2 separate regions of the Mus musculus genome follow, and region 2 is linked to region 1. A link is a contact called in ENCODE Hi-C or POLR2A ChIA-PET data. All regions are on one chromosome and are shown on one strand. Each heading gives the region's core, a stretch centred on a gene start or an enhancer-like site at or near the end of the contact. The rest is flanking DNA. Distances are from core to core; before and after follow the strand shown. Region 1 holds the start of Kcnk5 (potassium channel, subfamily K, member 5). Region 2 holds the start of Saysd1 (SAYSVFN motif domain containing 1).

Region 1 (3,178 bases), core at 550-3,049:
GGTCTACTCAAAAGCAACAACACACCTAGTGGTGTAAACCTGCTGAGGGCAACTCTCTGATGAGCCCATGATCTCTCGGGCACCTAAAATGTTTCTGTGAATGTCCATCTGAAATTAGGAGGTAGTACCAATAGGATGTGTTTAGGTTTTCTCAGTTGTCAATGGTACAATAGTTCAGGGCAGGACAAGGATGAAGACAGGTTTGTTCCCATTTGACAAAACAGGTAAATGAGGCTGGAAAGTGAGAGGCATGAGACAAGTGGAAAGAAGTGGGGGCTGATGTCGATCAGATCTATAATGATTTGAACAGTCTACCCCTGCTCCAGTTTAATCCTACCATTATTGTTAGAAGGCCAGGAACAGGATGGATGGATGCTTGGGGCTGAGCCCTCAAGAAACAGAGAAGAACCTCTGACCCTAAGTTGGCTCAAGGTTCCAGTTGAGATGGTCAGCCAAGTTTACCATGGTGAGGTCAATGGTCTACTGGGTGTGTGCATTCTCAGATAAGTGACTCCACAAGCTAACATCAGGGAAACATCCCCTCACCCACACTATCCTCGCTCCCTAAAAGGGCACTACCTGAATTTGGGTGTTCGTTTGTGCAACCTGCTGTTTTGACAAAGCTTAATTCCGAGTCCTTGAGGGATGGCTCAGCTTGCTAAGACTTCATGGAAGCCTGGGACCGTCCCGAACATTCCAGCCACAGACCTTCCTCCGAGGCACTTAGGATATGTCCGAGCTCCCTGCCCCACTCAAAGTGCAGCAACTGGCGGGTGTGTTTTTGCTCACACCAGGTCTGGGGGCCCTCTGCTGTATTCAAGTTTAGAAAGGTCGAGCGGGCGCGGCAACGGCCCTGGAGCGGGAGGTGGTGACGCGAGGGGTGGCACCCGGCTCTGCTCCCGGACTCCGGGAGCGTCTCCAAGGAAAGATAAACTCCTTTATCCGCCCCACAGCCTCCCTCCAAAGAGGGAGGCACCCGCACACCCACACTAAGCCACCGCGGGGCCCAGTTCATCCTGGAGTCAACCCCAAGTTCTCTCGGAACTTACTAGGTACTGACCAAGTCTGCGCGCGTGGGGGAATCTCCCTGTCCCTAGACGAAAGACACAGATCTTTGCGACCTGACACCTGATGAGGCATTTTCTCCCGCCACCCAGGGACTTCTGGTTGGGACTGGGGGGTGGGGGGTCGTCTTAAACTGTAGGAGGGAGTATCCCCTTCAATACCGCTATAGTCCCAACAGCTTCAGATGCATGTGGAGGATTCTGGCGACCGACGGCTCACCTGTAGGATCTTGTCCAGTCCCTCCTGACTCAGGCACGGAAACTCCTTGAGTAGATGCAGTTTCTGTGTATAGTAGTTTTTCTTGGCCTCCTTCCAGTGTGGCTCCTCCAGCACTTCGAAGATCGCTGCCCCGATGGCCAGGTAGAATATGATGGCCGAGGTGAGTAAAGGACCCCGGTCCACCATGACTCTGGAATGGCCACCTCCTGGAGAAAGAGTCCCCTAATTCCAGCAGCTCCGGGTTCACTCGTCCTGCAGCCCTGGACACAGCTGTTTGAATTTGGAGCTCCGCATGCGCAGTGCCCGGTACCCCCGCGCGCCGCTCCCGGGACAGTTGCTTGGCCAAGTTGGCTCCCTGAACGCGGGGAACTGCGTGGATCACGTTCTCACAGGCCAGGGTGAGCGCACATCAAAAGGGGGTTGGGGCCACCCCAATCTCTCGATCCTGAAGGGTAGGGTGAAACTCAGGACCCACACCAGCAGACACGTGTGCCGCCTCTGCGCGCGCGACAGTACGCCCAGCGCGCCTCCGCAGGGCTCTTTAAGCAGCTCTCAGCCCGCCCGCTCGCGCCAGACCCTGAAAGGGGTGGAGTCCATTCGGAACCCGCCCCTGGCCCCGCCCAGCGCGCCTGAAGTCATTACACCAAACACCGGGTTCTCCAAGCTCCAGGCCAAGGCTTCATGGCCCCACCAGACTTCCAGGAGCCACACAGTCGCGGGATTTGCGGTCTGCGGGACTCCAGTTGCGTATTAGAAATCGATATAATTCGCTAAAACGGTCATGCACCTTACTGCTGAGGTCAGAAATACATTGCCAGTGTTACTATCACATCCAGATGTTTCCCCAATTATTCCTGGGGCTCACACACTTACTTATCTGACCCGAGTAAGGAGATTGGATCTGAATTAGGATTACTGGGAATTAATCCCAACCACAAATGGGTGAAGAACCCATCCCAGGTCATCTGTGTTCGCGACACTTCTGAGAGAGGCGACAGACAGCCACACCCACATTACAAGGACCTCTTCCTTACTCCCAAGCCTGCTTAAAATTACAACACCACTTCCCCCTTACCCACCCCAGCTGGAATATCTACTGGAGAGACTAGAAATGCTTTCCACTCGGTGATGCATTTATCCACAGGCCTGTTAATAGCGATAAACACTCAGACCAGGTGTGGTGGTAGTGTGCACATTTAGTCCCAACTAGAGAGGTATACCAACTTTGTCTACATAGGGAGTTCTAGGCCAGCCAGGCTACACAGTAAAACCTTCTCTCAAAAATAAACAAATACTTGATAATAGGCAGAAGATGTGAATACATCTGTCAAAACTCGTCTGAGTTACTCCTCACTCTGCTTGCTTCTCTGAGCATTTATAAACCCTGGGCAGACGACATGTTTTTGTATCGTAATCGGGGGTTTGTCGTTAGATCTACTTTCCAGGAAAGAAATGGAAGCTAGGCAGAGCCATTTGGGCAGCCTCCACTGTCTCAAGTCAGGGGTGCTGACTTGTGTGCCAGAGCCACAGCCTGCCCCTGACCTCTGTGGCAGCAGATGCAACAGAGGCCAGAGTCCCTGGCACTACCCCCTCCCCAGGGCCTTTTCCTTCTGTGGGTGATTAATCGTCACAGGCCGAGAGTTGCAAGAAGGTTGTCTGTGGCTCTTGAAATCTTGCTGCATCTGCAGAGCTAAGGATGGCTCCACACTGCTGATCAGTCAATCATTTAGATAGGGTCTCCCTGTGTAGCTCTGGTTATCCTGGACCTCGCTATGTAAACCAAGCTGACTTTGAACTCACAAAGATCCACTCCCTACACTTCCCAAGTGCTGGAATTAAAGACATGGCCACCACCTCTGGCCTTCAATTGTTTGTAGCTCTTGTTTGAAGATTG
Region 2 (3,293 bases), core at 409-2,908, 99 kb before region 1:
GTTCATTTCTTGTCAATTTGACCCAAACTAGAGTCTTCTGGGAAGAGGGAATCTCAATTGAGAAATGAGAGTGCCAGTAGGCAAGTCCATGGCCTGTAAGCTAAAATAAGCCCCTTCCTCCCCACATGGCTTTGGTTATGGTGTTTATCAAAATAACAAAAACCAAACCAGGACACAAATTTCCTCCTTGGAGTGTTTCATATTTCCACCCAGGGATTCCAACCTCACAGGCAAGTACCTTTGCCAGGATACTCCTGTGTGGAACTATATGAAGCCACAATGAGATTCGAATGGGCTATCATACTTGTCCAAATTATTTCTACCTAGATCACTCACAGTTGAACTTGAATACCCTTCTCTAGTCCAAGAGGGGCCTATAAGCCCATGCACATCACTCTAGGCAGTTACAGTGGCCACACTTCCATAGTCAAACCCCGTTTTGCACAGGCCAGACCTTGCTTAGCTTCAGAAATCAAGCTGCATTCAGAACAGTATGGCCATAGTCTCAAACCTCTTTTTGTTTCCTGGTCCAAATCCCATTTCTAAAGTACAAGCTACCCGAGACACTGGCTTCCTCTACCCAAGGTGTGAATAAAGTGCAGCCTTAATTACTGCCACCTCTGAGCCATAACCAGTAAGGCCTTTACCCCCTCACTAGCAGTGGATGCAGCTCAGTGGTTTCAGACCCCAGGACAAGGTGCTGAGGTGTATATTTTACACACCAAGCAGACCTGGCCTCCAGGTTCTCCAAGCATCTCTCAGTCCCTACCTAGCATACCCTACCCCCAACCCTGAACTTTCCAGCCCACAGGCTCTTTACTATATAACCCAGACTTTTTTTTGTTTGGTTGGTTTTCTCTCTTCCTCTTCTTCCTTTTCCTTCTCTCTTTCTCTTCTCCCTCCCCTCTGTCTCCCTTCTCATGGCGACTTCCCTGGCCTCCTTCCTAGGGCCAGTGAACTCATCGGCACAAAAGCAGCTTCCCGATAAACCTATATATATACTAATCTGGCTTGAATTGGCTTACTTCACCAGTGGAGAAATAACTTATCAGTTTCTCAAAGCCACGAATCTCTGTCATTAACTCGCAGTGAACAACTGGAGAGCAGAGATGTTTCTTCAAGCTCCCTAGAGCTTCGCTTTGTTTTCAACTAGTTGCTGCATAGGATTGTCTGGGATGGAAAACGTCAAGGCCACGTATCATGTGCTGATACACAGAGCGGAAATGCGGTGTCCAGCCACGAGGCAGGCGAGGAGAGAGCGCACAGGACAAGGAAGAGCCAGATATCCTGGGTGTGGCTTGGGCAGGCAGGGGCGTGGCCCCCGCGCGGAGGCGGAGCTTCAAGGTGCAGGCCTCTCTCCTCACCTGAGGCTGGTTGGGCTGAGCCTGAGCGATGGCGGGGTTGGCTTTCCGTTTCAGGAAGCGTGTCAGCCAGCCCGTGGCTGTCTTTGGGGTCGCCGCCGCTGGCTCCGCCTTCGCTCCCGAGGTCTGTACGCTCTGACTGGACGTGGAAGGCTGGGCTACCAGACTGGCCCGTTTGCGGGCCTCCCGGAACTCGGCTAACCGCTGTTCCATGGTGCGCAGCCGCCCGCTCGCCGGTGTGTGTCCAGGCCTGTCCTCGGCCGCCGTGCGCCTGCGCACGTGGCCCTCTGTTGCGCCTGCGCGTTGCATGAGCCCGGGTCGGAATTTTCCAAGGCTTTGTGACGTCTGGTGACCCTCCTGTACCTGGAGCGGTCCTCGGTTCTCGAGAGGAGAGTGAACTGAGTGTCCCATCTCCTCCGGCTAAAAGGTTGCGTTTAAAGTATGAGAACCGTCAGATGTTCCGGCTCTTGCCCGGGCCGCAGAACTCAGTTCTGACGTGTTTGCTCCTCACCTCAGGTTCAGGGAAGAACGCATGCGGGGAAGCCAGTGGTCAGCACCGCAGAAAAAGCGTCTCGGGACGCGGGAGGAGACCTGTGATCTCTGGGAAGTTTCCCGTGTCAGAAAGGCAGGATGCGTCCTACCTTCTAACTCTTACTGCAGTCTATCAGTCTCGCTGAAGGTGTTCACACCTCCATTTTCTTAGCATTTAGTTTGCTTGCTACACTAGAAAGATGCATTGACTAGACAAGAAATGTAAAACAAACGAACTTACTGAGGAAAAACTTAAATACACAAACCTGGGGGGGGGGGTTGTCAAAAGACTTTAAAAGCTAAGGATAGGAGGAAGCCAGACTGAAACTGTCTTATGGCCATCACAGGGCCACTCTTGAACTCCCAGCAGCGTGTTTGCCTGCACAAAACCAAACGACCCAACCTTCGCAAGCCCCCACTCCTAACTGGGGAGCTACTTATGGGTGATGATTTCGGGCGGGGTAGAGAGTCAGTTTCATGTAAGCCCTGGTAGATCCTGGTGGATTGCTCCATACCCATGAATGGGAATTTGTGGACTTCTTAAAAAGTGAAAAAGAGGACAAGGTGCGAGAGGGGTCAATGTTGGAGGAGTTAGAGGAGGAGAATGCATATGACCAAAACATACTAAAAATATATAAAATCTATAAATCGTAACTATAGTGTGTAACTACCATCCAGTAAAGAACATTTCTAGAACTCTGGGTGTTCTTATCCTTTCTTGCAATTAGTATTTACCCAAAAATTAAAATTTTAGATCTTACAGTTTTACAGATTTTTAAAGCTCCAAGCTAAGTACCAAGGATTTAGCTAAGTAGCACTTGCAGAATTGAGTCTCAAATACTTGTTGGATACTACTGAGTTCGAGTCAAAAAGCTAGAAAATATTCATTTAACAAATGTTTGTCTAGGGCTATGTGTTGAGTTCGGCACCAAACATTAAGGATTGAGAGCAGGAGGCAGGGATCACAAATGAAATAAAGACCTTTGCTTTCTACATTCTAATTGGAAAGATTTTTTTGTTGTTTTGGGTTTTTTGTTTTGGGTTTTGGGTTTTTTTTTTTTTTTTGGTTTGTTCTTTTGTGTAATGTGTGTGTGTGTGTGTGTGTGGTCTGTATGTCAGTGCAGTTGCTTGTGGAAACCAGAAGAGGGTGTTGAGTCCCCTGGAGCTGGAGTTCCAGGCAGTAGCTGGGGAAGCATTCTTAACTGCTGAGCCATTTCTCCTACTCCCAAAGTGGAGTTTCTATGGCAGTGTCATGTTGAGAAGCTATGAAAATCTCTTTCTCATCAGTCATAGGCCTGTTTCCCCTTAGAGACTGCAAATCCTTTTTGTTCATTGCATTTGTCACCCGACAACACTAAAACCTTAGAGCACACAGGGAAGGCGCATAGAAATAATGCATGG

What was found. A loop is a pair of places that touch in the nucleus more often than their neighbours do. ChIA-PET counts read pairs that join two places held with the same protein, here RNA polymerase II (POLR2A).
Region 2: a map of T-helper 2 cell shows a loop between it and region 1 (2.4-fold over the local background). The contact joins the promoter of Saysd1 here to the promoter of Kcnk5 in region 1. A Hi-C loop is called at or near these places in 1 of 37 maps with a recorded cell type or tissue (T-helper 2 cell). POLR2A ChIA-PET finds 5 or more read pairs at or near these places in 4 of 5 experiments (Patski and embryonic stem cell).

Annotation. Positions count from the first base shown.
Region 1 is chr14:20,179,983-20,183,160 of GRCm38, forward strand. It overlaps Kcnk5 (potassium channel, subfamily K, member 5), which reads right to left and starts at 1,800. Exons shown (of 5, transcript NM_021542.4): 1 at 1,285-1,800. The coding sequence starts at 1,470.
Region 2 is chr14:20,081,514-20,084,806 of GRCm38, forward strand. It overlaps Saysd1 (SAYSVFN motif domain containing 1), which reads right to left and starts at 1,659. Exons shown (of 2, transcript NM_026209.1): 1 at 1,365-1,659. The coding sequence starts at 1,574.